Regions from separate parts of the Homo sapiens genome. Here all the other regions are linked to region 2. Evidence: chromatin contacts called from ENCODE Hi-C or POLR2A ChIA-PET data. All regions are on one chromosome and are shown on one strand. Each heading gives the region's core, a stretch centred on a gene start or an enhancer-like site at or near the end of the contact. The rest is flanking DNA. Distances are from core to core; before and after follow the strand shown. Region 1 holds the start of ZNF492 (zinc finger protein 492). Region 2 holds the start of ZNF91 (zinc finger protein 91). Region 3 holds the start of ZNF254 (zinc finger protein 254).

Region 1 (2,862 bases), core at 120-2,619, 760 kb before region 2:
ACTTAGCGGCAAACATTTTTTCATTCATTTGAGAAAAAATTTGCAACTAGTCACCTAAAAGTACTGGTTTACAGCACTGGCATTTGACCTTGGCTGCGCTCTGTCATCACCTAGAGATATTTACACTATTGCCCAGGTTCCATTGCAGGAATTCTGATTTAATTGGTATGTGGCAACTTGTGTTTGGGGGATTTTAAAAGACCTCCGAAGTGATTTTTACATGCAGACTCGGGTGAAAACAATTGGTTCAGGGTGAGGGATGTATTCACTGTGTGTGATTTCCAGGTGTGCTTCTGGAGCTTTGCCCCATGGCTGCTTCTGACTTTGAAATCTTCAACAGCAGCTCTGCCATTGTAAAAATCAAAATGCAGGCCAGGCAGGGTGGCTCACACCTATAATCTCAGCACTTTGGGAGGCCGAGGCGAGTGGATCACCTGAGGTTAGGAGTTTGAGACCAGCCTGGCAAACATGGCAAAACCCCATCTCTACTAAAAATTGAAAAATCAGCTGGGCATGGTGGTGCACGCCTGTATTCTCAGCTACTGGAGAGGCTGAGACACCAGAATCTCTTGAAGCCAGGAGGCTGAGGTTGCAGTGAGCCGAGATCACACCACTGCATTTCAGCGTGGGAAACAAAGTGAGACCATGTCTTAAAAAAAAAAAAAAATCAAAAGACAACTTCAAGATGTACTCAAATATTTTGCTAAATTGCAGCAGAATGAAATGTCTTCCGGCTGGGGTCGGTGGCTCACGCCTGTAATCCCAGCACTTTAGGAAGCTAAGGAGGATGGATCACCTGAGGTCAGGAGTTCAAGACCAGCCTGGGCAAGATGGCGAAACCCCGCTTCTACTAAAAATACAAAAAAATTAGCCGGGCGCGGTGGCAGGCGCCTGTAATCCCAGCTACTCGGGAGGCTGGGGCAGGAGAATCGCTTGAACCCGGGGGCGGAGGTCGCAGCGAGCTGAGATCGCGCCACTGCGCTCCAGCCTGGGCGACAGAGTGAGACTCTGTCTCACACACAAAAAAGCCTAAATTTAAAAATAATTATTCTATTCTTTTCATGTGTGAGCAGCCATATAGTATATTATTTACAAATATATGAGACCTTACACACAACGTTAAAGGCAAACACCTTCTGCGGTGTGCTTGGCTCAGCTCAGGCAGGAAGCCCTGCCTGAAAAGGCTGCACCTTCGGCTGTCACTCTGTCCTCATTCGGCCCAGCGTTTGGTTACATCTTCTGTCACTCAGGGCCTGAGGGCGGGGGGGGGGGGGGTCTTAAACGTTATCCATTCAGCGACGCTGGCCTGGGAACTGTCCAATCAGGCACGCAGCTGGAGCGGAAAGGGCGGCTTCCGGGATGTGGCGGGGTCTTTGTCTCTCGCTGCAGTCGGAGTATGGTCTAGTGTTCGCTGTTCTGCGTCCTCTGGTCCTAGAGGCCCATCCTCTGTGGCCCTGTGACCTGCAGGTATTGGGAGATCCACAGCTAAGACGCTAGGACCCCCTGGAAGCCTAGAAACGGTGAGAGTGCCGGGTCCGACATCCCGAGAGAGGGGAAGGGGCTGGTTGGAACCGGTGGCAAGAGGCTGTGGCGGGACTCAGGCCTCCCCGCAGTCGGCTCCACAATCTGCGCCCCAAGTTCGCCTTGCCCAGCCCAGCCTCAGTCCCCTTCAGCCATCAGATTGGCGGCTGCGCTGGCAGCCGGACCCCCGGGCGTCCTGTCTCTTCCCTGCGCAGTGACGGTGCCCTGGCCTGGAGCCCTCTCTGGGCAGCTCTGCACCCGCAGCGTCGTGTCTCTCCCAGATTGTGCAGGGACCACGGGAGGGTGGTCAGGGGAGAATCCTGACTCGGGGTGCGGGTTCACGAATGGGAAGAGCTTTGGTTTGGTTTATGGGGTTCCTAGTTCCTCTTTTCTTCTATTAAAAATTTATGGGAGTTATCGCGAAAATACTTAAAAATTTAAGCAAGGAGTGGTTCAAAAGTTATAGAGCACCCAGCTGTGGGTTGTAGTTTGTGGTCGGTCCATGGGAGGATCTTGAAGGAAAGATGCAGATGAAAATACCCAAATTCAATAATCGGTTAGGTATATTTACGTAGTTTCTTAATTTTCACCTTGAGCCTACAAATTTCCTGGTTGTGTAATCAGAGCTTACTTGGCAGTTTATCGTTAGTTAAGCCTGAATTTTGTTTCCCCCAATGTAGTAATTTCTAAAAAAAAAAAAATGCATTTGAGTTTGATTTTTTAAAATTAGGAATCCAAAGATTAGAGCCACCTCAGTCTATTTGCCGCCACATGGGGCTGATTTTCCCTGGCATTTTTCACATAGGTCCCAAGCAGGTTCTCAAGTCAACCCCCCACACCCCATTTCTCCAGCTTAACTCTGGCTTGCAGTAAAATACTGAATTTTCAGTTCCTTCTGAAAATCTCAAATGCCAACTTCTTTTCCCTAATTTACATTATTATTTGTCCTTTAGTGTACATTTTTCATACTGTATTTTAATTAATCATTTTTTGACAAAGCATTAGATGGCATATTTAAAAAGATATGTTTTCTGTTTGTAAATATTTCCCATGAGAAGAAAGCAAGGAATATCCCGATAGTGAATTGTAAAAAATCTCTGTGCCTCTTTTTCTTTTGTCTTCCCTAGGCATAAAGATCTTATGAGAATGTTTTAGTGTCAAGATGTTTTTATTTTGCAAACGTTATGGGGTGATTTGTGCTTAGCAACCCTGTCGTTTATTCTTGGTCCTGGCTTTCAGTACTGTCTCTGAATAAACCAAGATAACCGCTATGGCGATGTCTGCTAGAGTATCTAGTGAATATCAGCTCCTAAAGTCATTTTCTTTCGTAGGACAACCTGA
Region 2 (2,966 bases), core at 328-2,827:
GGAGACTGAGAGAGGAGAATCATTTGAGCCCAGTAGGCGGAGGTTGTAGTGAGCCTAGTGCGTCACTGCACTCCAGCCTGGGTGACAGAGCAAGGCTCTGTCTCAAAAATTAAAAATAAAAATGATTAAAATCGGTATCAAAATGTACACTACAGGACAAATAGTTGATAAAGTGAATTAGGGAGGGGAAATTGGCATTTGGGAATGTCAGACGAAACTGGAAATTTAGTATTTTACTGCAAGCCAGAGTTAGGCTGGAGGAACAGGGGATGAGGGGTGGACTTGAGGCCCTGCTTGAGACACATGTAAAAAATTCAGGGAAAAATCGTCCCCTTTTGAGTGTGAGAAAAATTAAGTGGCAGGCAATTAGATTGAGGTGGCTCTAGTCCTCGGATTTCTACTTCTAAAAATAAAAATCTAAACTCAAGAGCATTTTTTGGTAAATTACTACATTGGCAGAAGCAAAATTTAGGCTTAAGCAACTATAAACTGCCAATTAAGCTCTGATTACATAAGAAGGATATTTCCACCTAGATTGTAAAAATTAAGAAACTAGGCCAGGTGCGGTGGTTCACGCCTGTAATTCCAGCACTTTCGGAGGCCAAGGTGGGTGGATCACCTAAGGTCAGGAGTTCCAGACCAGCCTGGCCAACAAGGTGAAACCCCGTCTCTCCGAAAAATAAAAAAATTGGCCTGGTGTGGTGGCAGGCGCCTGTAATCCCAGCTACTAGGGCTGAGGCAGGAGAATCGCTTGAACCCGGAAGGCAGAGGTTGCGGTGAGCCGAGATCACGCCACTGCACTCCAGCCCGCGCGAGAGAGCAAAACTCCTTTTCAAAAAACAAAACAAAACAAAACCTACATAACTGTACCTAGCAAATTACTGAATTTGGTTTTCTTTACCATGAACCTTATAAAAATATCTCCTTCAAGGCCTTTCATAGACCACAAATTACAAACCATAGCTGGGTGCTCTACAATGTTTGAATCACTCTTTGATTAAATTATTTAATCTTTTCGCGGTGACGCCCATAAATTTTTAATAGAAAAAAAGAGGCCCTGGGAACCCCACGGACTAAAGTGCTTCCTATTCATGAGCCAGCACCTCCAGTCAGGATTCTCCCCTGACGACCCTCCCGTGATCCCTGCACAATCTGGGAGAGACGCGGCGCTGCGGGAGCAGAGCTGCCCAGAGAGGGCTCCAGGCCAGGACACAGTCACTGGGCAGGGAAGAGACAGGACGCCCGGAGCCCGCCTGTCAACGCAGCCGCCATCTTATCGCTGAAGGGGACTGAGGCCGAGCTGGGCAAGGAGAACCCGGGCACGGATTGTGGAGCTGACTGAAGGAAGGCCTGAGGCTCGCCACAGCCGCATCCCACCGGTTTCAACGAGCCCCGTTCCCTCTCTCGGGACGTCGCACCTGGCAGTCTCACCATTTCTAGGCTTCCAGGGGTTCCTGGCATCTTAGCTGTGGCTCTCCAATACCTGCAGGTCACAGGGCCACACAGGCTGGGCCTCCTGGAGCAGAGGACACAGAGCAGTGAAGTCGAGACCTGGAAACTCCGGCGGCAGCGAGAGACAAAGGCCCAGCCACATCCCGGAAGCCGCCCTGTCCGCTCCAGCTTTGTGCCTGATTGGACAGTTCCCAGCCCAGCGTCCCTGATTAGATAACGTTTAAGGCCCCGCCTTCTCAGGCCCTGAGTGACAGAAGATGTGATCAGACACTGGGCTGAATGAAGAAAGAGTGACAGCGTAGGCTGCAGCCTTTTCAGGCAGGGCTTCCTCAGCTCAGCCAGGCCCACCTCAGAGCATGGGAAAATCCTCTCTCTTCTTTGCTCTCTTTCAATGTATTCAAAATGTGAACAAAAATATTTGATGTATATTAATAATACATAAAATTTTTGTTCCAGAGAAAATCAACTTTTACTTTATTGTGTATTATCAATAATAAAGCTAATTTGATAAAACATTGTAAGTCTCTCAGCCGGGCGCCGTGGCTCACACCTGTAATCCCAACACTTTGGGAGGCCGAGGCAGGTGGATCTCCTGAGGTCAGGAGTCCGAGACCAGTCTGGCTAACATGGTGAAACCCCATCTCTACTAAAAATACAAAATTATTGAGCATGGTGGTGCGTGCCTGTAATCCCAACTACTCGGGAGGCTGAGGCAGGAGAATTGCTAGAACCCGGGAGGCCAAGGTTGCAGTAAGCCTAGATCGCGCCAATACATTCCAGACTGAACAATAAGAGTGAAATTCCATTTCAAAAAAATGAAAAATAAAATATAAAAATTAGCTGAGCATGGTGGCACACGTCTGTAATCCCAGCTACTCCGGAGGCTGAGGCAGGAGAATCGCCTGAACCCGGGAGGCGGAGGTTGTAGTGAGTTGAGATCATGCCACTGCACCCCAGCAAAAAATAAAAATAAAAATACATTAAAATTTTTTTGACCTCTCTAGATTTTTATACATATTTTATGATCTCTTATAATTTTTTAATTTTTTTTTTTTGAGACTGAGTCTTGCTCTGTGGCCCAGGCTGAAGTCCAGCGGCACGATCTCGGCTCACTGCAACCTCTGCCTTTCAGGTCCAAGGGATTCTCCTCCCTCAGCCTCTGGAGTAGCTGGGATGACAGGTGCACCACCACACCTGACTAATTTTTTGTATTTTTAGTAGAGATGCGGTTTCACCATGTTGGCCAGGCTGGTCTCGAACTCCTGGCCTCAGGTGATCCACCTGCCTTAGCCTCCCAAAGTAGTGGGATTACATGGGTAAGCCATGATGCCGGTCCATTGTTTAACTTTTTATATTTCATTTTAATCTACATTATTTTTACTTTTTCAATTTGAAGGAACCTTTAAGTAATTTCAAAGCAGACAAATGTTTCTAACTTTCTTCATCAAAAGCATATTTTGCTTTTGTTTATACTCTCTCTATTTTCTTTTAATTTCCAAGAGAGAAGCTTGTTC
Region 3 (2,977 bases), core at 102-2,601, 690 kb after region 2:
TTGTCTACTTTGAAATTATTTAAAGGTTGTTTCAAATTGAAAATATAAAAATAATGTAGATTAAAATACAACATAAAAATTTAAAAAATGGCCAGGCACGATGGCTCACGCCTGTAATCCCAGTAATTTGGGAGGCTGAGGCGGGTGGATTACCTGAGGCCAAGAGTTCGTGACCAGCCTGGCAACATAGTGAAACCCCGTCTCTACTAAAAATGCAAAAAATTAGCCAGGTTTGGTGATGCACGCCTGTAATCCCAGCTACTCGGGAGGCTGAGGCAGGAGAATCGCTTGAACCCAGGAGGCAGAGGTTGCAGTTAGCCAAGATGGCGCCACTGTACTCCAGCTTGGGCGACAGAGCTAGACTTCGTCTAGACAAAAAATAAAAAATAAAAAAAAGTATAAGAGATCATAAAATATGTATAAAAATCTAGAATGGTCAAAAAGACAAATTTGATGGACTTTATTTTTGTTATTTTATTTTATTTTTTGAGACAAAGTCTCGCTCTGTCGCCCAGGCTAGGGTGCAGTGGCAGGATCTTGACTCACTGCAACCTCAGCCCCCCGGGTTCAAGGAATTCTGCTGCCTCAGCCACCCGAGAAGCTGGGGTTATAGGCGTGCGCCACCATGCCCAGCTAATTTTTTTTTCTTTTATTTTTTTGAGACGGAATTTTACTCTTGTTGTCCAGGCTGGAGTGTAATGACGCGATCCACGCTCACTGCAGCCTCCACCTCCCAGGTTCAAGCAGTTCTCCTGCCTCAGCCTCCCGAGAAGCTGGTATTACAGGCACGTGCCACTACGCCCAGCTAATTTTGTATTTTTAGTAGAGATGAGGTTTCACCATGATAGTCAGGCTGGTCTCCAACACATGACCTAATGTGATCCGCCCGCCTTGGCCATCGAAAGTGCTGGGATTACAGGCGTGAGCCACCGCGCCCAGCTGATGGATTTACTTATAACGGTTTATCAAATTAGCTTTAGTGCTGATAATACATTATTACTAAAGTAAAAGTTGATTTTCTCTTGAACAAAAATTATATGTATTATTAATATACATAAAATATGTTTGTTCACATTTTGAATACATTGAAAAAGAGAGAGAGCAAAAAAGATATAGAATTTTCCCATGCTCTGGGGTGGGCCTGGCTCAGCTCAGGGAGGAAGCCCTGCCCGATAAGGCTGCAGCTTAGGCTGTCACTCTTTCTTCAGCCTAGGGTGTGATCACATCTTCTATCACTCAGGGTCTGAGTAGGCGGGGCCTTAAACGTTATCCAACTAGGGACGTTGGGCTGGGAACTGTCCAATCAGGCACACAGCTGGACTGGACAAAGCGGCTTCCGGGATATGGCGGGGCCTTTGTCTCTCGCTGTCGCCGGAGTCCCAGGTCTGTCTTCACTGCTCTGTGTCCTCTGCTCCTAGAGGCCCAGCCTCTGTGGCGCTGTTACCAGCAGGTATTGGAGATCCACAGCTAAGATGCCAGGACCCCCTAGAAGCCTAGAAATGGTGAGAATGCCAGTCCGACATCCCGAGAGAGGGGAGGGGGCTGGTTGGAACTGGTGGGAAGCGGCTGTGGCGGGACTCAGGCCTCCCCCCAGTCAGCTCCACAATCTGCGCCCAGCTCGACCTCAGTCCCCTTCAGAAATAAGATGGCGGCTGCGCTGACAGCCAGACCCCCAGGAGTCCTGTTTCTTCCCTGCGCAGTGACTGTGCCCTGTCCTGGAGCCCTCTCTGGGCAGCTGTGGACCCGCAGCCCCGCGTCTCTCCCAGATTGTTCAGGGACCCGGGGAGGGTCGTCAGGGGAGAATCCTGACTCGGGTTGCGGGTTCATGAACGGGAAGAGCTTTGGTCTGTGGGGTTCCCAGGCCCTCTTTTTTCCCATTAAAAATTTATGGGCGTCACTGCAAAAATATTAAATACTTTAATAAAAGAATGATTCAAAAATTGTACCACACCCAGCTGTGGTTTGTACTTTTGTGGTCCATGGAAGGGGCCTGAAGAAAAGATTGTTACAAGGTTCATGATAAAGAAAACCAAATTCAATAATTGGCTAGGTACAGCAATCTAGGTTGTCGTTTTTTTTTTTTTTTTTTCTTTTTTTTGAGACAGAGTCTCACTTTTTTGCTCAGGCTGGAGTGCAGTGGTGTGATCTCGACTCACTGCAACCTCCGCCTCTTGGGTTCAAGCGATTCTCCTGCCTCAGCCTCCCTAGTAGCTGGGACTACAGGCGCCCGCCACCACAATTTTTTTATTTTTAGTAGAGACGGGGTTTTACCATGTTGGCCAGGCTGGTCTCCAACTCCTGACCTCAGGTGATCCACCCACCTTGGCCTCCGAAAGTGCTAGGATTACAGGCGTGAGCCACCGTGCCCAGCCTCGTTTCTTAATTTTTACATTTAAGGTGGGAATATCCTGGTTATGTAATCAGAGCTTAATTGTCAGCTTATTCTTGGTTAAGCAAGAATTTTGTTTCCGCTAATGTAGTAATTTACCAAAAAATGCTCTTGAGTTTAGATTTTTTTTTTAGAAGTAGAAATCCGGGGACTAGAGCCACCTCAATCTAATTGCCTGCCACTTAATTATTTTCACACTCCACAGGGGACTGCTTTTTTCCTGAAATTTTCACATGTATCCCAAGCAGGGCCTCAAGTCCACCCCTCATCCCCTATTCCTCCAGCCTAACTCTGGCTTGCAGGAAAATACTAAATTTCCCGTTTTGTCTGACATTCCCAAATGCCAATGTCCCCTCCCTAATTCACTTTATCATCTATTTGTCCTTTAGGGTAGATTTTGATACCTGTTTTAATTTTTATTTATTTATTTATTTTAATTTTTGAGACAGAGGCTTGCTCGGTCACCCCGGATGGAGTGCAGTGGTGCAGTGGTGTGATTTAGGCTCACTGCAACCTCTGCCTTATGGGATCAAATGATTCTCTTGTCTCAGTCGCCCAAGTAGCTGGAATTATAGGCGCCCGCCCCCA

Evidence for each region. A loop is a pair of places that touch in the nucleus more often than their neighbours do. ChIA-PET counts read pairs that join two places held with the same protein, here RNA polymerase II (POLR2A). Pooled maps may share reads with other maps.
Region 1: a map of CD8-positive, alpha-beta T cell shows a loop between it and region 2 (19-fold over the local background). The contact joins the promoter of ZNF492 here to the promoter of ZNF91 in region 2. A Hi-C loop is called at or near these places in 4 of 168 maps with a recorded cell type or tissue (B cell, CD4-positive, alpha-beta T cell, CD8-positive, alpha-beta T cell and 1 more) and 9 of 50 pooled maps. POLR2A ChIA-PET finds 5 or more read pairs at or near these places in 2 of 52 experiments (CD4-positive, alpha-beta T cell and activated naive CD4-positive, alpha-beta T cell).
Region 3: a map of B cell shows a loop between it and region 2 (20-fold over the local background). The contact joins the promoter of ZNF254 here to the promoter of ZNF91 in region 2. A Hi-C loop is called at or near these places in 7 of 168 maps with a recorded cell type or tissue (B cell, CD8-positive, alpha-beta T cell, endothelial cell of umbilical vein and 3 more), 3 of 37 single-sample maps with no recorded cell type and 23 of 50 pooled maps. POLR2A ChIA-PET finds 5 or more read pairs at or near these places in 17 of 52 experiments (B cell, CD4-positive, alpha-beta T cell, CD4-positive, alpha-beta memory T cell and 11 more).

The regions. Positions count from the first base shown.
Region 1 is chr19:22,632,955-22,635,816 of GRCh38, forward strand. It overlaps ZNF492 (zinc finger protein 492), which reads left to right and starts at 1,370. Exons shown (of 4, transcript NM_020855.3): 1 at 1,370-1,520.
Region 2 is chr19:23,393,894-23,396,859 of GRCh38, forward strand. It overlaps ZNF91 (zinc finger protein 91), which reads right to left and starts at 1,578. Exons shown (of 4, transcript NM_003430.4): 1 at 1,432-1,578. The coding sequence starts at 1,461. RefSeq lists an enhancer at 980-1,848.
Region 3 is chr19:24,085,836-24,088,812 of GRCh38, forward strand. ZNF254 (zinc finger protein 254) reads left to right here and starts at 1,352. Exons shown (of 4, transcript NM_203282.4): 1 at 1,352-1,502. The coding sequence starts at 1,473. RefSeq lists enhancers at 1,398-1,477, 1,528-1,577, 1,638-1,727.